Regions from separate parts of the Homo sapiens genome. Here region 1 is linked to region 2. The links are chromatin loops, found by intact Hi-C in ENCODE. Cell type or tissue: GM12878. All regions are shown on one strand. Links, peaks and the distances in the headings refer to the core of each region. The heading gives the core; the rest is flanking DNA. Region 1 overlaps LOC105378250 (a long non-coding RNA gene). Region 2 overlaps LOC105369777 (a long non-coding RNA gene).

Region 1 (9,803 bases), core at 1-8,000, 440 kb before region 2:
GGCTAGTGAACCATGGCTAGGTGGAGACATCTGCTCAGGCTATGAAATGTAGGGAGAGGCCTCCAGAAGTCCCCAAACACAAAGAGGGAGGAGATAGAGGTGGGGATGGGGATGGATAATGGGAAGATGGAAGGCTTGAGACCTCTTTCCTGGCTATCTCCTTTACTCACTCCTTTCATGGATTGAATTATTCATTTTAAAGCTAAAAAATCTTCAACAAATTATCTAGTCTAGACTTTCACCTTCAAAGGGTTCGATATTACTTCCCCATTTCACAGATGAGGCTACACAAGTTAACCAACTTGATCGAGATCTCCCAGGCAGAACAGGTTGAAAAGGGCATGAGGAAGAAGGTCTTTCGCCCTGGGTAGGGGAGATGGGGGTTAATCTCTCTCTATGCAATCAGGCTCTAAAATTGGCTGCTTCCCGGAACAGAAACGGCAGGAGTTGGCATCAGAATGCAGCAACTTGATTCCTGGCTACTTACCAGTTCCGTGACCTGAGGCAAGTTACTTAACCTCTCTGTGTCTTTATTTTATTATCTATAAAATGACAACACTAATACTTGCTCCCGTGGCTTGTTACTGAGAATAAAATGAGATTTATGCAAAAAGAACTGTGTACAGTTGAATCTAAGTTTATTAGGCTTTAAAAATCATCCTCCTCTTTGATATCATCCCAGCTTATTCTCTTCATACCTGCTAGGGACATCAGTCTTCCTCCTCCCAACCCCTTTGCACTCTCTCCAGCCTCTCAACCTGGCATTTACTTCCCTCTGATCTTGCTTCATACTTTCAATCTCTGTTTTCACTCTCCTGTGCATGTTTCAGCACTAAAAGGATCTGTTTACACTCTACTGATTTATATGCTGAATTTTTTTTCTCTGCTTTGGTTTCTTGTCTTTTGTGTCTTCCTTCTCACATCCCAGAGAGCAAGACCCTGTCCTCTCCTGCCTTTGCACTCCTTCCCTCTCTCCAGGACTGGGTTCATAGGGTGCGTCCAAATAATGGACACGAGGTGCAGAGAGGTTAAGATAAAACAGGAGAGGGAGGGCTTGGAGAGAAGCCACCAAGCTGCATGCAGGGCTCTTAACCACATGCTATGTGATCCTTGAGCAGGGCATTTGCCAAGATCTGGAGAGGGAAACAATCATCTTCCTTCTGGAGTGAAGGGTGGGACGGGAGTTATTTTCCTAATATTTAGAGAGGCTGTTTTGTCCCACGATGTGAGACACATCACCTGGAGGCCAATCCCCTAGAAAAAGAATAGCAGTTGAGAGACGGCTTTCCTTTTCCTGTTTGGGGTGTGTGTGTGTGTGTGTGTGTGTGTGTGTGTGTGGTAGGAAATGTGTTGTTGGAGATTCTATATCATTTCATTTTCCCTAGCATTTACCAACCCTAACTCAAAGGAAATCCTTTCTAAAGTCTATTCTACATTTCTTTTGCTGACAGTAAGCCCACCTCTTTAGTGGAGGTATTATCTAAAGTCCAGGATCTGGCTCAATGTCTTTTGTAAAAGATGTGTGTATGTCGGGGAGGGGAAAGTAAAAGATGGAACTTGAAGAAATGGAATGACCCAGCTCCTGGCTTTAATTACAGTAAGCCCTGAACATTCTGAACTTTATTAACCTCTTAAGTGTCCACAGGGGTGGGATGGACCTGGTGGGTTTTGCTCCCTGGTCCTCTCTGCAGGGCGTCTCTGGAGGGTCCCCTCTCTACGCTCTTTGCCCATCCCAGCCTTTGGCTGCACACCATTTCTCCTGGCCTCAGGTGGCGCTATAAATCACCTCTCCCAGAAAGGAGGCTACCACCTACCTATCCAGTCCATGTCTCACCAGCTGTCTTCATCTTGCCCAAGATCCTCTGGTTCTTTCTTCTCTGCAAATCCCATATGCTTTCCCCAGCACCAGTTTTTTGGATAACCTGATTAGCTGTTTTGGAGAGAGGGGCTCTTTTTGCAGGGACCCCTTTCTCCTCCTAAGTGTCTTACTAATTACAAACAGAGAAAGCCTGGTCTGTGAAGTTAGCCTGCCCCCAGCTCCCTGGCTTGGTGGAGGGAACCAGGAGCTAGGGGATTTAAAGCGCAATTTCCTGTGGCCTTTTCATTTCCTGCTGGGGGTTGTGGAGAGCAATAAGCAAGGTGGGTGGCAAGGGCCAGAAGGACCGGCCAGGTGGGGGATGGGCTGGGGGAGCCTTCCCTCCATGTACTCTTCTACCATCCCCTTTTCTGGCTCTCGAGGTAAGTTCTTTGGGGATGAAGCACCTGATAAATGAGGACCTGGAACTCCTTACAATCTCCCTCTTACCTCCCCAAAGTAAGAGAACGGAGTAGAGAGGAGTGGGAAAAGATCTGATTATTGTAATAATAGATGATACCACAGGAAGGAACCTTGGAAATCAGTTGGATCCCTTGAGGTTTTATTTTATTTTAAATAGAGATGGGGGTCTTGCTATGTTGCTCAGGCTAGGCCTTGAAATCCTGGGCTCAGGCGATCCTCCTGCCTCAGCCTTCCAAAGTGCTGGGATCACAGACGTGAGCCACTGCACTTGGCCTCTTTCAGGTTTCAGATGAGGAAATGGAGGCCTTGGAGAGGGCAGGTAACCTGCTCAAGGTTATGTATGTAAGTGGTGAGCTGGTGTGGCTGGGATTTAGCTAACTCTCATGATTCACTGTTTAGTGCTCTTTCCTCAGTCAGAGTCAGAGTGGGCTGTGGGTCAGTGATGTGTGTGTGTGTGTGTGTGTGTGTACTGGGGAGGGGGGATGAGATGGGAGGAAGTGGGGTAGGGAGCAGGGGATCTGGGGAGGTACCTGGATAGCAGGGGACTCCGGGTCCTGAAATGTTCACTCTTTGGTAGGTCCTGTGGAAGAGCGCAGGCAAGTCCTGACTTAGGGAAGCTTTTGTGAGCTGGCTCAGGAAACAGATGTGTGGATAAAAAGGAGGGGAGAGGGAGGAACTGTGGCCCTTGGAAACTATTAGCCCAACATCTCTTCTTCCCCTCTCCACAGTCAGAGGTGGATGAGGTGGGGGAGGGGCATGGCAGAGGACAAAGGAGCCAATTATTGAGTGAGTGGATTAATTGATTAATTGTCCAGAAGCTTCCAGTGCTCCCCAACAATGACATCCCCTCCCCCGACCCCAGTCAGGCATGGCCTCGGTTGGCCTGGATTATTAATTAGGGCTTGAAGTCATTTAACGATGATTTCATTATCGACGTGCTGTCTGTCTCGGGCTCAGCCCGGTTGCCAGGGCGACTCTGATCGATTGCCTTCCGGTCTTCTTGGCTTGGCCGGCTGCTTCCTTTCTGGAGCCTGGCTGTTGGCGAGCACTCCCTAGCGGCCCTCTCTGGTACTGCAGAGCTTCCCGGTTGCAGGCTTGAGAGACTCAGGCGAGGAACAGAGAGCTACAGCTGCCTTGGGGGTCTTTTCAGCTACTGACTGACCTAGCTGTTGCCTGGGAACCGGCTTTTCTCCTTTTCTCCTAGGTTGTGAAGTCCTTCTGATTCTGTCCCCTGGCCTTCTACCCATACCCCTTTGGGATGGGTGTAGGAATAGGTAGGGACCTCAGTTGTTTCCTCGCAGCCTTTCAATTTACCTCTGGGAGGCCCAGATAAGCTGTGATAAAGTTATTCCTGCTGCTAAGGAGACTCCTTAGGCTCTGTCTATCCTGGGACATCTGGCCTCTTGGACCTTGCATGAGGCTGGCAGGGAAGGAGTGGATGTGGGGATAATTTCCCCTTAGATTGCCTGAGTTAATGTTCTTAGGGTCTTCCCCGGCCGTGAGAGGAGCTGGGGGAGCTGGTCTTTGCAGAGCTCAGCTACTTCCTCAGCCTCAAGAAAGCCTGGGGAAAAAAGGCAGGGTCCAGGTTGTCATGCTAAGTCTTAGGTCTTCAGAAACTTGGCTGGTTACTCTATCTGTGGTCCCTGAAAACCTAGATTCATGCACATTCAGTGGTCTCAGGATCTCTACTCTATGCCTCAGTTTCTCCTTTCATGGGTTTCATGTATATATTTGTGGGGTCTGTTAGTAGAGAGTTGCTTGAAGGCATCGGTCATGGCTTCTCAGTAGGTGTCTAAATTGTTGACCCCAAAGTAATTGGGCGTCACTGGTGTCTTATCTCCCTTATCCTTTGCATGCTGCTAATTTTATTCTCAAATGCAGATCTCTCCTCAGTCCTTACCTCTCTTTACTCCTCTCCCCTTGACCCCTGACCAAAGACTGTCCCCAGCACCCTCCCCAGAACATGCCTCCCTTGCCTGCCTTCCTCTATTTCTCCTCCTCCTCTGCCCCACTTCCCCTTCTACTGGTTGTGCCAGGCTGCGTTAGCTCTGAAAAATTAAGAGCTGGGCTTCAGTCCTCTCTGGACTGCAGCATTTTTGGGGACAGGGAGGCAGGTTGGGTTGTCATGTCCATGTAGGGGTCTCTGCGAGCCCCCCAGGTTGGCTCTGGGAGAGAGCCTCAGCATATCAGCTTTCTGAGCACATCCGCCACTGAGCAGCACCTGAGAGGGGAAGCGGCTCAGCAGCGAGCTGAGTGAGATTGAAGAGGATCATAAAGAAAATATATATCCCCCTCCCTGGCCTCACTCCCTCCTCCTGCTCCACACTTGCCTCCTTCTCTCTCTTTGTCTCACTCCCTCCCCCCTTTTCACTGCAACCCTGTTTTCTTTGTTCCTTCTTTGCCTCCGTCACCCTCACCTCTGTCAGGCAGGTCTGTCTGTCTGTCTGTCGGCCATTCTGTCTATCTCCTTGACTCCACATATTTTTTGGTCTGAGTTTTTCTAGGACTGTGTCCGCCGTCAGCCTTTCTCTCTCCCTCCCCGCTTCCCTCCCTCAGTCTGGGAGGGTCTCTCATACCATCATGTCTTTATGAGTTTCACTGTGTGTGCCTTTTAGTCTCTCCATCCACCTCCCCTCCCATCTGTCTCGTTTGGCTGTCTCCCCATCGCTCTTCGCATCTCTCTTCCCATCTCTTGCCCTCCCTTTCATCTCTCCTTTTTGCTTCTCTTCTCCCTGTCTCTTTCAGCGTCTTCTCCTCTCTCTGGCTCACACCTCTGCCTGCCTCTCATCCTCCCCACTCCCACCCCTCAAGGTTCAGATACTTCATGCGAAATCACCTGGATGGGCTCCAACTGTCAGGGTCCCCCATTCTGTACCCCCTTCTCCCAGGGCGATTTACAGCCCCAACTCGGCATCTTCTGCATTCCCCCCAGCCCTGGGCCAGTTCTTTTCATTACCTGGTGATTATCTGGGGGCCCTGGCATTTCCCCCAGCCTCCCACCCTCTACCCAGCAGGCAGTGAACAGCATAGGGAGAAAGGAGAAGGGATTGCTCTTGGGACCAGAGGCAAGGACATGGAGACCCTCCCCCTGTGCCGCCCTTCTTTCCCTCAAGCAGATGCACATCTGGGAAAATCCCAGCTTGAGGCAGGGGAAGACAGCTTAGGACTGTTGGAGCAGACATAAATCAAGCACCCAGATGCCCCTCCCCTACTGTTCTGTCATTAGAGCCATCCTTCCAATTCCTGCCTGTCTCCTTTGCCTCTAGGCATCCTGGCTCTATAGTCTTGACTGGGGCCACTCATCCACTACCCAGCGTAGTGCCAGGCTCAAAGGAGGTGCTCAGTTAATGCCCTTGGTCCATGTCTAATAGAGAAGCACTATCGCAAAGTCAATGTGATGTTTAGGTTTTTCTCAGTTGGCAATTCTTTGTGAGATCTGGAGCAATTCTCTCTGCTTTAATTCCAATATTATGTCTTAGTATATAATTAGTATAGACTCTACTTCCAGAGTCTTGCCTCTACCCTTCTCCTCCCCTCTCTCGCCTCCACCCCAGTCTTTCTTTCATCTCATTTAGGGTGTAGAGGATTAGCAGCCCTATTGAGTCAAGGCAGCAGTACTCCTTTCCCTTGAGACCAGTGGCTTCTTGAGCTGATCACTTGTCCATTCAGCCCTTAGTCTCTATGCCGACTCCACCTATTCCGTCCCTGGGAGTCCAGTCTCGTCTGTTTGAAGATTGACATCAGGGAAAGAGGAGATACCTTCCTTTGGTCACCTGTTTCAGGGCCTTGGAAGCCCTACTGTTTGAATATCTCCATTCCAGAGAGCAGGAAACTCTGTAGGCAGGGACTATATCTTTTTCATCTTTATTTCCTCCATCACAATAATCAATGAGTAGTCAGTTAACATATGCTGTGAATGATGAATGACTGTCTTAGGAGGTCTCCCACAGTGAAGCCTAAACCAGCTCCCTTTTAATTTTATTTCTGGGGTGAGGGACAATGTGGGTAGGGGGGTGAGAATTGGGAGATGATGGTAGAGGAACCCAGTAGGGGTGTTTCGAGAGAGGTTGGGGGCCTGGTGCGTCTATCCTTGTTGAAAGGGCTCCTGAGTGGAGGTTCTTTATCTGGACCTGGGACTGACTCTCATATTTTATTTTATCTTTTTTTTTTTTGAGACAGAATCTCCCTCTGTCGCCCAGGCTGGAGTGCAGTGGCGCAATCTCAGCTCACTGCAACCTCCGCCTCCCAGGTTCAAGCGATTCTCATGCCTCAGCCTCCCCAGTAGCTGGGATTACAGGCATAATCCACACCTGGATAATTTTTGTAGTTTTAGTAGAGACTAAGTTTTGCCATGTTGGCCAGGCTGGTCTCGAACTCCTGGCTTCACGTGATTCCCCCACCTCGGCCTCGCAAAGTGCTGGGATTATAGGTGTGAGCCACCATATCCGGCCCCGATCCCCGTATTTTCACAGGCAAGGCACCAACCCCTTCCCAGCCTCTCCTTCAACCAGTCAGGGCCTCTTCCATATCCAGTACTCCCTTGGCACACATGCTTACTTCAAAATCCATTTTCTGGCCAGGCGCGGTAACTAACTAATGCCTGTAATCCCAGCACTTTGGGAGGCTGAGGCAGGTGGATCACCTGAGGTCAGGAGTTCAAGACCAGCCTGGCCAACATGGAGAAACCCCGTCTCTACTAAAGATACAAAAATTAGTTGGGTGTGGTGGCTCACGCCTGTAGTCCCAGCTACTCGGTAGGCAGAGGCAGGAGAGTCGGGTGAACCTAGGAGGCGGAGGTTGCAGTAAGCCGAGATTGTGACATTGCACTCCAGCCTGGGTGACAGAGCGAGACTCCATCTTAAAAAAAAAAAAAATCCATTTCCTGTTGCCCGGTCTCCAACCAAGTTCCATTTAAGCCTCCACTCCACTGTCTCTCCGAACTGGGTGCCCCTGCTTCTCCCATTGCCTACCTCCAGCTTTCTTCCTGGATTCTGGGCTATGCCACCTCCTTCACACTGTTCCTCCCCTTTCCTAAACTCCCTTCAAAAGTTCCACTACTTCCAGCCTCCTTGGGGTCCCACTTCCTGCCCTCTTCCCCAACCAGAAAAAGACCTGGATAAGTGATTCCTCATGGTTATGGGGTTGGTAAAATAACTGAGATAGCCAGGGAGGAAGAAGGCTGAGCAGACTGGGTCTGGAGTGGTGCCAGTGTAGAACCCCTGAGGGCTTTGAGCAGAGAGCATTCCATGGTGCCAGGGCAGAGCTCTGGATTGAGGAGTGCAGACCAGGAGGCCTTGTGGGCCTGAGGAGGGTGGGTAAGTTTGCTGGGGGTGGAGTGATTTGGGGGCTACATTCCATTCTACTCCAAGCCAGAAAACTTCAGTAGAGCTGGTCCTAGGAACTTGTAAGCTAGGGGAGGTTATTTCCTAGCCTTCCTCCTCCAGCATCCTTCCCTCCTTTTTGCATGCCCCCATTCCTGGCTTTCCCTTCTGGCCTGGTTTATTTATTTAGGGCTTGCTTTATTTATCTTTATCTTTCCCACAGGGTCCAGCACATGGTATGTGCACAGACATGTTGTTTGAATGAATGAAGATTTTCCCACCTGGGTCTGCTGCCTCCTTCATGTTTTACCACCTGGTGTCACTTCAGATTCTGAAACTATCTGTGGCTCATCTACTTAGGGAGGACACTGATGTGGACATTGCAGAATATCAGCTCCAGTTTGATAAGGTGGTGCACAATGATGAGAGAGAGGACTTTGAGGGTTTTCTTCCTAGGTGCTCAAGTAGCTAAAAAATAAATAAATAAAAAAATAGAATACAATAAAAAACAAGCAGTGGTGGGAATTACAGATTAGCTATAGAAGGAAAGATTACCAAATTCCGTTGGGGTGTGGCTGCTAGTGGTCTTTAAAACACTGAAGGCAGGCTTGTCTCAGGTCCCAAGTATATTGCAAATGAGCCAGCACTAAATAAACCTTGAAACCTGATGGCTCCATTCTCTCTCTTGGAATCTATCAATTTTATATACATGATAAGCATATTTATTGATTGATAAAGGCTTAGCAGAGAAGCCTGAAATAGGACTGGCTTCCTTGGCCTCCAAGAGGCAGTTTCCTTCTATCACAAAACATGTTTAAAGCTCTTTAATTTTGAAGGTCCTTGGAGTCTTAAATTGTTCCCCACCTCCCACACACATACACTTTCGGCAATACCCCCAATACCAGAAACCCAGACAATACCTATCCATGTATGACACCTGAGTTATTGACTATATGTGGCAATTGTTTAATTCTAGGTTCACTTTCTCTTGCCGTCCAGTGCTCTTGGAAAACATCTCTATTATCAGTTAACATGTGAGTCTCCAGAAGGCAGACTCATTTCAATCTTAGTTTAAGCAAAATCATGTGGAAAATCCAATTTCCTTTAAAAAGTATATTCCAAGTTAATAAAAATAATTTTTGATTTTTTTTTTGGTTTATCTTTGTCACTTTTTTTTTTTTGAGACAGGATCTCACTCTGTTGTTTGGGCTGGAGTGCAGCGGTGTGATCATGGCTCACTGCAGCCTCTAACTCCTGGGCTTAAGCGATTTCTCTGCCTTAGCCTCCTGAGTAGCTGGGACCACAGATGCATGCCACCATGCCTGGCTAATTTTTTGGAGGGGTATTTTTGTAGCAGTGGGGTCTTGCTATGTTGCCCAGGCTGGTCTTAAACTCCTGGCCTTAAGCAATCCTCCTGCCTTGACCTCTCAAAGTGCTAGGATTACAGGTGTGAGCCACTGTGTCTGGTCTTTTTTCTTTTATGATCACAGAAATCACAAGGCAGATGAGGGAATAGAAAGAACCAGGGAATGAGGATAAGGAATGTACCCTAAAAAGCATGCTGTCGGAGGCTCTTTGTGGTAGATTATGACATAATAAGCAAGAGTGAGGCAGGTGGGTTCTGGTTGGAGAAGTCCTATTGATCTATATGGATAAAAACTCAGGACTTTGAGATATGATACAGCCTTCATTTAACTCAGATGACCTGACATCTTTCCTACAACAAAATAAAACAAATTAACTTTCTAAGGGCGATGGTGGGGGTATGGAGCATCTGCCTAAGGCTATGAGAGGAATTCAGCAGAGCCTTGTAAGAGAGGATAGAGAGACAGCCAACCATTTACAGGGGAGGACAGAATGATACATTTGAAGGCATGAAGGAAGATAACCAGAGAGACAGCTGGAATTTCCTGTGCTACCTGGTGTGTAGCACATTATGGTGGGTGTTGGGAGGAGATACATGGAAGAAGGGGCCATTCACAATGACCATTCACAATGGCTAGTCTAAGAGTAGAGACAGGATATAGTGATAGACGGGACCACTGGGTGGACTTCTACAGTCTATGCTTACAAGAAAATGAAGGGTTTTGGGAAAGAAACAGAACCAAGTTTGGTTAGCAAGCCTTCTTAGAAAAAATGAGTGTGGATCAGGATTCATTGCAGACAAAGGCCATCCTATGTTTCAGTTGCATATTGGAAAGTAA
Region 2 (12,420 bases), core at 2,601-10,600:
CTTATCTGCTCTGAGTCTATCAGATAAGCTGTGGGGATATGTCTGTTCTCTCCACCTTTCTACCTTACTGTTGAGCCTCTGCCTCTTTGACCCCCATTAATTCAGGCATGTAGCCCAGGAGTCCTACCACTCTGCTCCCTCACTGTCACTCACTGTCACTCAAGCATGTTGATTTTCCTGATGTTTCACCCTTTTCCAAGAAGTCCAGAGGACCAGCCCACGTTGGCCCCACCACTCCCTTAACAAGATTTGAGTTCTCCCTCTGAAAATATGAATAATAAAGAAACGAGGCACTAGGCCTAGAACTGAATGCAAATTGGCCCCAGTGCTCAATCCAAGAAAGAGAATGCTTGAGCTGTGGACCCAGAGAAATCCTATGCTTATTTGCATGTCATTTGCATTATATTTACATGTGATCAATTTCATGTTCAAATGCACAATCCTCCCTCCCCAGTTTTCCTCCCCTAGAATCCTCTCAGCCTCTGCCCCCATCATTCCCCACAGCCCCTGACCCTCCTCTCCTAGCCCCTGCCACAACCTTCCTCATCCTTCTCTTTCTTTCTGCCAGTCCCCAGCCCCTGGCTCCCCTGCTCTACAGGCAAGGACCCACTTGCCCAACACCCAGAATAGCGTCCTGGGGTCTCACCCCTTAGTTCAGGAGGGACATCCCTGCTTGCCCCCTCCCACCCTGAGCTGAGCAGGCGCAGCAGACAGCAAGCGCGCCTCTCAGCAAATCCCAGCCCCATTCAGCCTGGTGATTAATGGCGCTGCCCTCCCCATGAACCTGCCTTTAATACTGAGGAAGTTATGAAACCGCTATACATCAGCAGCTCCGGCCCCACTGCCCCCGCCCGCGTCCTCCTCCCCTCTAACCCCCACCCTCCAGCTCCCTCTTCAAAATCTCATCTGGGCTCCTGTCTCCTGGGCCCACCCCTCCTCTGGCCTTTGCTGGGGGGAGGAGGGTGTCTGTCCCTGCTGCCATCCCTGGTAAGGACCACATCTCATTTTCCCTTCCTCTCTCCCCCCTGCTCCGCCCTCTCTCCCTCCCCCCAACCCACGGCTGCATCTCCGGACCCATTTAGAATTGCTGACATTTTATCTGCATTACATACATCACTCCGTCCCCAGCAGCCATCTCTCATGGATTATCGGGGGGCGAGGGCGGGGTGGTCCTCAGCTTGGGGAAGTGACAGAGAAACAGGGTGGAGGTGCGGAGATAGATAGCACTTCCTCCACACGCTTTTTCCCTCAGGGCCCAATCCCCAGCCACCTGAGAGGCTGTGCAGGTGGGAGCCTAGGATAGCTGATGGCAAGGGTTGTACCCTAGCCGCCTCCTGCCAGTCACTGCTATCTCATAACATCAAAAGCCTTTTTCTCAGACCACACAGACTAAGGAAGGTCATGTTGCGTGTCTTCCTGCCATGGGACTCCTCCTCAGGACATTATGAAAGGGGTTGTTTAACGTCTTAGCAGGCCTTCTCTAATATTTTCCACACTGCCCTTTTAGGAAGTCTCTCTGAATGTCTAACCACTGTGCTCCATGCTGCAGCCATTATTGTCTTCTTGCTTTGTCCTTAGAAGGTTGAAGAGCAATATTGTTCCTCAAATGCGTTAAACCCTTTGTTAGGATGCCTGAGCAACCATAAATACAGTCACTTTTCCACACTCCTGAGGCTCATAAACATGATAGGAGGCAGAAAGTAGGGCCACCTTAGAAAGGAGGAAATTGAGACCCAAAATCAGGAGAAGGAAAAGCAAGAACCTGTCCAAGATCAGGAGGCAAGGACACAGGGGCCCCACGATCCCAGTGGGCAGTTTGCTCTCCATAGATAGTGGACAGGCAGAGGGCAATGACAGACGGAGAATTCTGGACCAACAGATAGACAGCAGAAGGGAAAGAAAGGGGCAACCAGGAGGGAGACAGGCAAACAGACAAACAAACAAAGAGCTAGACAGACAAAGGGACCGTCAGCCAGGGACAGGCAGACAGGCAAGAGAAAGCCGACAGAGGCGCTGGTACAGCATGTCCCAGGCTGGACACATGAGAAGGGCTCTCTCCGTCTGTCTCTGTCACTCAGGGTCTCTGCTGGAATGTGTCTCTCAGGGTCTCAGGCTCTTTTTGCTCACTGGGTTTGCATCTATCTACTTCCCTGGAAATCTCTGTTTTTCTTGGGCCTCTCAACAGACTGTCCCTTACCTTGTGGTCTCCCCTGTCTAAGACCCCATCCCAGTCACTCCCTCTGTCTCAGGTCATCTTTCTGACCTGCTCTTCACTCTCCCTGTCAGAGAAATTCAGACGCTTCCTGCGGGCTTTGGGAAGCTTCCACAGGAACCGAGCCAGTCCTCCCGGGATGAATGGGAGGGGCGAGGGCTCTAGCAGGGGAGGGGTGGGGAAGGAATAGCTCTTGGGCCTGGAGAAGGGAAAGAGCTGATAGGCCTGTGTCCCCAAAATCTAGCAGGCTTAGCCAGTAAGGCAAGAAGAGCCCGGGCAGGGAAGGTAAAGGGTACAGGACCCTCTGTCCTGTGGCTCAAACCCACACAAAACAGGCCTCAGGCAGTGGGTGCAGGGGTGTGAGTCACCTGCTGTTTGCATCTCATTTGCATGTTTCTGGCTCCCAGTTCAGTCTGGTCCCAAGAGGCTTGGGGGCAGGGAGGGGATCATGCACCAGAGTCCATGACTCTCACGTACCTCCTGACAGCACAAGGCGTGTTCCTGTCCTCTCCTACCTTAAAGCCAGCCTCAACCCCAAAAGTTGGCTGGACACATCATCCTCCAGACATGCCCTGCACTGTCCTGTCTCCAACTTTTGTCATGGTCCCCCGAGTCTTCCCCACTCCTCTCAATTTCGCTCAACATTAGCCATTTTTTTTTTTTTTTTTTTTTTGAGACGGAGTTCCACTCTTGTCGCCCAGGCTGGAGTGCAATGGTATGATCTCGGCTCACTACATCCTCTGCCTCCTGGTTTCAAGCAATTCTCTGCCTCAGCCTCCCGAGTAGCTGGGATTACAGGCACCCACCACCACGCCCTGCTAATTTTTTGTATTTTTAGTAGAGATGGGGTTTCACCATCTTGGCCAGACTGATCTTGAACTCCTGACCTCGTGATCCACTTGCCTCGGCCTCCCAAAGTGCTGGGATTACAGGCGTGAGCCGCCGCGCCTGGCCTAGCCATCTTTTTCTTTTTTGTTTTTTTTGAGGTGGAGTCTCGCTCTGTTGCCCAGGCTGGAGTGCAGTGATGCAATCTTGACTCACTGCAAGCTCCGCCTCCTGAGTTCACACCATTCTCCTGTCTCAGCCTCCCCAGTAGCTGGGACTACAGGCGCCCGCCACCACGCCTCGCTAACTTTTTTTTTTTTTTTTTTTTTGTATTTTTAGTACAGATGGGTTTTCACTGTGTTAGCCAGGATGGTCTCGATCTCCTGATCTCGTGATCCGCCCACCTCGGCCTCCCAAAGTGCTGGGATTTCAGGCATGAGCCACTGCGCCCGGCCGCAGACTAGCCATCATTTAAAGCCAGATACCAAGTCCTCCACTTCCATGAAGGCTTCTCTGATCACACAAACCCCAAGTGATCATAATCCTACAGCTCTCAATGCTGAAAGGCACCTAAAGAAATCAGGTCTGTCTTACCCATCTTCAGGAGATAAGGCTTCACCATCCCCGTTTTATAGATGAGGCAACCGAGGCCCAGGATCAGTTAATGTAGGTTTCCCAGAGCAGAATAGCCAGCAAGTAGGGAGGAGATGAAGGCCCAGGGCACACCTCTCCACACCCCCAGCTCCCACTGCCCCTTGTCATTCATTTAGCAGGGAGCAATGCCCTGTTCTGCACCACTCTCGCATGGCTAGTGAGCTGACCATTGGGCATCGTTGCTCCCCTTCTGGGTTGGGATTTCAGTCTCCCATGACTCCCTCGGCTTCAGCCATACAGAACTACTGCCGGTTCCCTAAATTCTCCTTGCCCTTTCTTAGCAACATGTCTTTGCCTGTGGTAATCCCTCTGACAGGACTGCCTTTTTCTCCACCCACTGCTGAACCTGGCAAACTCCAGCTCATCCCTTAAAACCCATCTCAACCATCACCTCCTCTGTGAAGCCTTTTCTGATGTTCTTCGTCAGATCCCAGCAACCTATTCAAACGTCTGAGGCAGCACTTGTCACACTGCTGCTGACACCGCAGCCTCCCTCCCTAGCCACAAGTCCTTCAAGGGCAAGGACCACCATGTGCTATTCAGCTGTCTCCCCAGGATACACACAAATACAGGCACACATTTAATTGAACCAGATTTTATTATCAACTTCCTTCCCATCCCAGGCCCACAGAACAGAAGCATCAGCCTAGTGGGGAGATCAGAAAGAAAGACTGAGAAGAAAACAACTCAGGAGATGATCGGGGGTACAGCACGTGCATTAGTGCTCTTGATCATCTCTTTCACCTAACTTAATGCTTAGTAAAAGAAGGAAGGGGCTGGGTGCGGTTGCTCACGCCTGTAATCCCAGCACTTTGGGAGGCCAAGGCGGGCGGATCACGAGGTCAGGAGATCGAGACCATCCTGGCTAACATGGTGGAACCCCGTCACTACTAAAAATACAAAAAATTAGCTGGGCGTGGTGGTGGGCGCCTGTAGTCCCAGCTACTCAGGAGGCTGAGGCAGGAGAATCGCTTGAACCCAGGAGGCAGAGGTTGCAGTGAGCTGAGATCATACCACTGCACTCCAGCCTGGGCAACAGAGCGAGACTCCGTCTCATAAAAAATAAAGAAGGAAGGAAGGGAGGAAGAGAGGAAAGTAAAGGAACAGAGGAAATAGGAAATAGAGCTGAAGGAGAAAGGGGAAGAAAGAAGGAAGGGAGAATAAAAAAAAAAAGTAAGAAAAGAGGTGGATGCAGGGTAGAAAGTAGAGCCAGAGAAGGGCCTTGTGGGAAGAGGGAGGGGAGGAAACAGGAGGAGCCAGGGGAGCGGGAGGCCAAACTTTTGACTCTGGAGCATGTCCAGCAGAGATCCTGGCCTTGAGCCTTAGTATCATTCCTGCCACCATGTTCCAATCTGGGAAATGGACACATCTCCCCTTCTCCAGGAACAAAGGAGTCTGGGCGGGAGCACCTGCTGTGCTGTGCTCCCCCCCCCCCAGAGGCCCTTTCACATCTGCCGTCTCCCAAAGCTCACCACAGCCCTGGGAAGTAGGATTTCTTATTCCACCCTTCCCTTCTGATGCGGGGATTGAGACAGAGCGGTCCGCCATGCGGCTCCAACAGGTAAGGTCTGACTCCAAAGGCCTGCTCTTCCCTTGACCCCAGGGTCCCCTCAGCATTGAAGACAGAAGAGGCAAATGACATTTCATGTCCCACTTGGAAAGTCAAGGTGCAGAAAACAGAGGGGACCAGACTCCTTCATATCCTGCGCAGCGTCATCTCCTGCCGCAAGAAGCACCCCACCTGCCGCAAGAAGCACTCCACCCGCATGACTCAGTCTTTGCCCAGTAGGTTGATGATAACCTAAGAAGCTGAAGACCTCACAGGGGCTCTGAAAGCCAACTGAAGTAGATGCAGCAAACTGTTCCATCATGTCATCCTTCCCTCTGCCTTGGGTCACCAGCCAAGGGAGGGAGTGGCTCAGGTGTTTTCCTTTCCACCCCTTTGTAAGCCCCCACGCAGATCTCCTCCCCATCCCAGAAGCCCAAGGAGCCAGCAATATCTGTGGTTCCCTGAGGTTCGGAGAGACACAGTAGCAAATAACTGTACCCAGGCCCCACTCCCCACTTCCAGGGATGTATAGCTTCGGGGTGTGGAGCACAGAGGACTTTTCCCAGAGCCTCACCCCAGATGAACAGCCAACTTCCCTTTGTTCAGCCTTCCTCAGATACTCAAACCCAGCAGCCCATGGCCTTCTCTGTCAGGAAGTCCTTCCTGATGTCTAACTTACATCTTTCCTGCTGCTGTCTATCCAGCCCTTAGCAGTGACAGGAGAGCAGTCTGAGCTCTAATGATCAGGGAATGGGGACAAGAACAAGTACTTCCCTTCAAGCCTTGGGTAGGGGAGTAGTAAGCAAAGAAAGAAGAGTGGCTCACTCAGCCTCATCTCTCCCGGCCTGTAGCAGTAGAAATGGAGGGTAGACAACTGGAAGGACTTCCTAGCCAAGCAAAGGGAGGTACTTCTGGAATAGGATTATAAAGTGCAAAGGCTGCGCCCTTTCTGATGGCCTCCCAGCCTGGCAGAGACCCTTCAGTGGCAGCTTCAGAAGGATAACCGGCACTTCCAGAAAAGCTCAGGGTGCTGGGATTACTGGGAACCCTTGCAGCTCCAGCAAAAAGAAAAACCTGGTCCTGGAGCCCCCTTGTGGCCGTGCAGAGGCAGGACAGGCAGTTCCACCTCCCACCACCACACCCGTGCTTAGAGCTGGGGCCCAGGGTTGCTGATGCAGAGGACAGGGAACCCAGGGCCCCACCTTCTGTGAGAGGCCAAATCGGCAGCCCCAGCCCCGAGGGCACCTGATCAGGAAGGAGTAGGGCCCAGAAGGAGCACTGGAAGAGGACACAGGCTAACCCCATTCTGTTCCTAATCTGCCGCTCTCCATCTGGTGACCCTGGGCACACCTCCCCACAGAGCCTCAGTGACCTCATTCATTAAAAGGAAGAAAAAGCCGGGCACGGTGGCTCACACCTGTAATCCCAGCACTTTGGGAGGCCGAGGCGGGCGGATCACGAGGTCAGGAGATCGAGACCATCATGGCTAACACGGTGAAATCCTGTCTCTACTAAAAATACAAAAATTAGCTGGACGTGGTGGCACATGCCTGTCCCAGCTACTCAGGAGGCTGAGGCAGGAGAATCGCTTGAACCAGGGAGGCGGAGGTTGCAGCGAGCCGAGATCATGCCACCGCACTCCAGCCTAGGCAACAGAGCGAGACGCCGTCTCAAAAAAAAAGTAAAACTCCCTCTGGCCCACCATTTTACCTTAAAGAAGTGTGGAAAGAACCAAATGCAATGATAATGTTCCGTACGTGAACTTGAATCATTTTTAAAACTCCTCTTCAGGCCGGGCGCCATCACGCCTGTAATCCCAGCACTTTAGGAGGCCAAGGCGGGCAGATCACCTGAGGTCAGGAGTTTGAGACCAGCCTGGCAAACATGGTGAAACCTCGTCTCTACTAAAAATACAAAAATTAGCCATGCGTACTGGTGCATACCTGTAATCCCAGCTACTTAGGAGGTAGAGGCAGGAGAAGTGCCTGAACCCAGGAGGCGGAGGTTGCAGTAAGCCAAGACCACACCACTACACTCCAGCCTGGGCAATAGAGCGACACTCCATCTCAAAAAACAAACAAACAAACAAACAAACAAACACCCTTCTTCAAATATGTGGGAAGAGTTGGGCACAGTGGCTCACACCTATAATCTCAGCATTTTGGGAGACTGAAGCTGGAAGATCACTTGAGGCCAGGAGTTCAATAAAGGCTAAGCGCAGTGGCTAACTTCTGTAATCCCAACACTTTGGGAGGCCAGGGTGGGAGGATTGCTTGAGCCCAAGAGTTCGAGACCAGCTTGGGCAACAACATGAGACCTCATCTGTACAAAAAAAAAAAAAAAAAAAAAAAAGCTAGGCACGGTGGGCGCACCTGTGTCCCAGCTACATGGGAGGCCAAGGCAGAAGGATCACTTGAGTCTAGGAGGTCAAGGCTGCAGTGAATCGTAATCAAGCCACTACACTCCAGTCTGATTGACAGAGCAAGACCGTGTCTCAAAAAATAAAATTAAAATAAAAACAAAGGTGTGGGCCAAGCACGGTGGCCCATGCCTGTAATCCCAGCACTTTGGGAGGCCAAGGTGGGCAGATCACGAGGTCAGGAGATCGAGACCATCCTGGCTAACACGGTGAAACCCCGTCTCTACTAAAAATACAAAAAATTAGCAGGTGTGGTGGTGGGTGCCTGTAGTCCCAGCTACTCGGGAGTCTGAGGCAGGAGAATGGTGTGAACCCGGGAGGCGGAGCTTGCCGTGTGAGCTGAGATCGCGCCACCGCACTCCAGCCTGGGCGACAGAGAGAGACTCTGTCTCAAAAAAAAAAAAAAAAACAAAGATGTGGAGAGAGGGGTCAGGAACTGACCCGCTACAGAATAATTCTGGACCTGCAATGGAGGGTGCAGATGGGACTGATGGGTTCTGCCCATCTAGAAACCCACCACTCCAGAGCTCCTGGAGGGAGGCAGACTAGGAGCCCTTAGAAGGAAGAGCCAAAAGGTCCCCAACACAGCCCTTCAATCCTCCACCAGTGCCTACTTTCAGAAGGTTGGGCCTGGTTGGTAAGGGCCCATTTAGCCAGATAGTGGACAGCAGATCTGGCCTGGGGCCTGAGGGCATTCAGTGCAACATCAGGGAAGCCTCAGGTGTCGGCATGCCTACTTCATAGTGTCAGTGGCTCTCCCAAGCTTGTGCACTCACCAACTCATCCCACCTACCAGCTGACCCCAGGGCCAGAGGCAGGATAGAGACCAGAGGGGCCTTCTGGAGTTCTGGGGCAAGGGCTGAGGCAAAGGCACACCGAGACCCCCAGGTATGCCTTCACCCCATGCACAGCCACACACACGGCTGGCTCCACAGATGGACCCAGCACACCCTCAGATCTCCCACACACAGACCCTCCAAGCATCCCATCCTGAGAAGATGAGGGACGGTTGGAGTGGATGGTAAGGCCACAGGGCCCAGAGCAGGGACAATGGTCAAGGCCAGGGCAGGAGGGTGCCCCAACCCATCCTTCAGCATCAGTGTGGCCCTGAGGAGCCCATGATCTCTGAGCCCCTGGCAGCACTCATGAAGAGGTCAGGGGATGGGCACAAAGTCACCCTAGCAGGGGTTTGTGGGCATGTGTAAAGGGGGGACCAGGAAGAAGAAGAGGATTATAAGCCTGGAGAGAGACCAGTCTTTCCCCTTGGATCCACACCCTTATTCAGAACTACTCACTTAGGCTATTTGGAAGTTTTTCCAGGCATCTAGCCTCAATCCTTCCTGCTGGAATTGGAGAGGATTTCTCTCTGGGAATTAATTACTCTGGCTTTTTACCTCTGTTATAAACCAAACAAAGAATTCTGAAGAGGGAAGAAGGGCAAAAACTGGTGATAGATGAGAAGAAGGGAGCAGGAGGCCAGGGGAGCCAGGAACAGCAGTGACAGTCAGAGGCAATGTCTGCAGCGCTCTCTCCTCCCCACCTACAAGGGGAGATCAGGGAATATGGACTTTCCTTGGAGAAGAAACTTGGGACAGATGACAGGGAGGACTTCTCAGAAAATAGTTGATAAGCACCTTCTCTGGAGATTAGAGGGAGAGAGAAGAGAGGAAGAGGTAGGTAAGAGCGCAGGAGATGGAAAAAGAAAGTGTCTTGTCCATCAAGAGAAGAGAAACCAACGCAGAGAAAGTGGAGGAAAACGCTATAGACCTGCAGTGGTGGGGACCTAAGATTTTAAAAGTTTAGGATTGGTCGGGTGCGGTCGGTGGCTCACACCTGTAATCCCAGCATTTTGGGAGGCCAAGGTGGGTGGATCACCTGAGGTCAGGAGTTTGAGACCAGCCTGGCCAACATGGGGAATCCCTGTCTCTACTAAAAATACAAAAATTAGCTGGGCGTGGTGGCAGGCACCTGCAATCCCAGCTACTCAGGAGGCTGAGGCAGGAGAATGGCTTGAACCTGGGAGGCAGAAGTTGCAGTGAGCAGAGATCACACCATTGTACTCCAGGCTAGGTGACAAGTGCAAAACTCCATCTCAAAAAATAAAAATAAATAAATAAATGAAAATAAAAAATAAATAAATAAAAAGCTCAGGGTTGTTCCACTTACCTTTCTGGGCTTCAGCTTCCTTCCCACAGTGGGGATAGTAAGCGCCTGTCTGGGGTCTAAATGAACGCCACTCAGTGCCTAGCACTATAAAAACTCAAGCACAGTGGCTTCCCCCAAACTGCAGCCTGACAGAGCAGGAAGGGCCCTGGGTGCCCCCTTAGCCTTCTGGAGGGGTTGTAGGAGGTCCGCCAGCCTTCTGCCTCCACTACCCATCACCTGGCTGCCCATTAGAATCAGGCAGGGCTCAGGGGACCAAATGCTAGGTCCTGACCCCAGGACCTCAGAGCAGTTAGATCAGAGGGGTCGAGGAATCAGAATTGTAATGCTCCCAGGTGCTTCTAAGTCATCTCCTGAGAACTCCTGGCTTAGCCTCATGCTGTCATATTTCAAAGTACAGAAATGAGGCCAGGAGAGGCAGAGAGAGCAACCTGCCCAGCTCACCATCTACAGACCAGAACCCCCATGTGCAGGAGGGGGTTAGTTAGAGAGGGCAGGGAGGCATCTCACTCCTCCTCCATGCCTCCTCAGCTCCTGACTCCAGAAAAGGTCTGTCTGGCCTTTCCTCTCTGTCTGGTGCTGCTGGGACCTCCCTCCCACTCTGGCCCATGGACAGAGCCCTCCTCTTTCAGTCACCCAGACCTGAGGTGGGCTCAAGCTCTCATGGCCATCAGAGCACCTCACACATAGGCAGTGCTCAGTAGGCATTTATGGGATGAACAACTATCGGGTCTCCACCCAGGGGGCAGGAACTTTCCTAAAGTACCCAGGAAAAGGCTAGGAAGAGAGCTGCTTGCTCCTATTTTCTCCAGTCTGAGTCCCAGCTGAGAGCTGAGATACCGTCATTCCCTCAGCCACCTGAGCCCCATCTGGGGCCAGGAGAGCTGCAGGACCCAGCTCTGCACGCCTGCTCTGTGGTGTGGTTGCCCTGGTAAGCAACTTGACGAGCAGCTCGTTCTCCAGGTAAATGTGAGGCCAGCAGACCTCCCAGAAGGACAGACAGTATCATCGGCATGAAAAGACCAAGGGTTGTGAACACTCCACTACACTCCCAGCTGAAGGCCAGGGGAGAGATTAATCTGAATGCTGCCACTGAATGCAGGGGGGAGGTTCTAGAGGCCCCCATCCAGTCTGGCTCCTGCAGAAGGTCCATTCCCACAGCCTGGATGAGCCCCACTTTCCTGTTCTAGGACCTCTCAGACAGGGAGGTCCCCTCTGTCAGCCTCTGGGTGTTGTCTGTCCTAAAGGTCTCCTGCTGAAGAAAGCCAGGCTCAGGTCATGGGAAGGTCGGATTGAGCTGGAGAAAGGGATAGTGAGCTGGCCATGCAACTGGTCAATGACCATTCAAAATCACACCTGTGACTCTGAGTCCTGGAGGGCTGGGAACAGAGTCAACCAGAGAACAGAGATGAGATGAAATGCCAGGGCTGGGAGAGTAGAGACAGCAAGAAGCAGAGGAGGTGGGGAGGAAGGAGGGAGAACCCCAGACAAACAGGATGAGGCCAACAAAAGGAGTGCAGCCTGCTCCCAGGTGCCTCAATGGTGGTGGCGCACCCCTGTAGTCCCAGCTACTCGGGAGGCTGAGGCAGTAGAATCACTTGAACCCGGGAGGCGGAGGTTGCAGTGAGCTGAGGTCACGCCACTGCACTCCAGCCTGGGCGACAGAGCGAGACTCTGTCTCAAAAAAAAAAAAAAAAAAGAAAGAAAGAAAAAAGAAAAAAGAAAAAAAAGAGGGAAAGGAAAAAGGAAATGCAGCATCTCAGGCCCTGCCGCCAGACCTACTGAGTCAGAATCTACATTTTGACAAATCCTAAGGTGATGTAAAGTTTCAGAGCACCAGACCAGTGGATGATTAAGTGCATGGGTTTAACATAGAGCCCCCCAGAGCTCTGATAGAGGCCTGGTCCTTCTGCTTACTAGCTGAGCTTCTGTTCATTCATCTGCAAAGTGGAGATAAAACATATGCCACAGGGTTATTGTGAGCAGCCAAGATCAAATGAGAAGTGCTGGGCACATGCTGAGCATTCCACAAGCAGCCAGAGGTGGTTACTGGGGGTATGGCTAGCACCATCACATGGGATCCATCCTGCTTAGTACTCGTCACTGGGTTGGGATGGCCTGGTTGCCTGCTGGCTGTGCAGTCTTGGACAAGGTCCTCCACCTTTCTGTGCCTCAATTTCCTCATGGGTACAATGAGAATAGCTAGAGTGCCTCCCTTGAAAGATCGATGCGGGATTAAGTGATTAAATGATCTGATGCGTGACAACGACTACATGTGGTCTACAAAGGTTGGCCACAATAGTAATCACAGCAGCTTTCACTATCATTACAAGAGCCCCAATCTCCAGACACCTGGATTCTAGGGAAGGTAGTGAATATCCTTCATTCAGCTGGTCAGTTGGGCCATGAGGAAGAGGCTGGTGCAGAGACAGGGAAGCCAGAGAAGGGGAGGACAAGGCCTCTTCCAGGAGTTAGCCCCAGCAGTGGAGGTGGGGGGAAGCAGGCACTTGTTCTGAGACCTGGGTTTCTGTGTGGTACAGCAGACACACCCACTTCTCATCAACTCAGAGATGCACACCAGTAAGAATGGTGCAGTAA

Evidence for each region. Peaks named below come from ENCODE experiments on the same cell type or tissue, not always from the same donor. Only the 100,000 strongest peaks of a DNase experiment are listed, where the experiment ranks them.
Region 1: it touches region 2 in a loop (3-fold over the local background); 26 of 110 quality-filtered maps call a loop at or near these places.

Annotation. Positions count from the first base shown.
Region 1 is chr12:53,754,006-53,763,808 of GRCh38, forward strand. All of the region lies in intron 1 of LOC105378250 (a long non-coding RNA gene), which reads left to right. It also overlaps a transcript of CISTR not described here. Among named protein-coding and RNA genes, the nearest start is that of CISTR, 6.9 kb to the left of the region's middle. RefSeq lists a silencer at 250-299 and an enhancer at 3,389-3,438. In GM12878, for the core only: CTCF peaks have their summits at 1,774 and 3,334; a DNase peak (open chromatin) is centred at 3,305; H3K4me3 peaks cover 3,550 bases; H3K27ac peaks cover 2,189 bases.
Region 2 is chr12:54,195,166-54,207,585 of GRCh38, forward strand. LOC105369777 (a long non-coding RNA gene) reads left to right here. Exons shown (of 3, transcript XR_944984.2): 3 at 5,295-7,168. Among named protein-coding and RNA genes, the nearest start is that of SMUG1, 12 kb to the left of the region's middle. In GM12878, for the core only: a CTCF peak has its summit at 6,346 (motif pointing left); no DNase peak of the experiment used is centred there; H3K27me3 peaks cover 120 bases.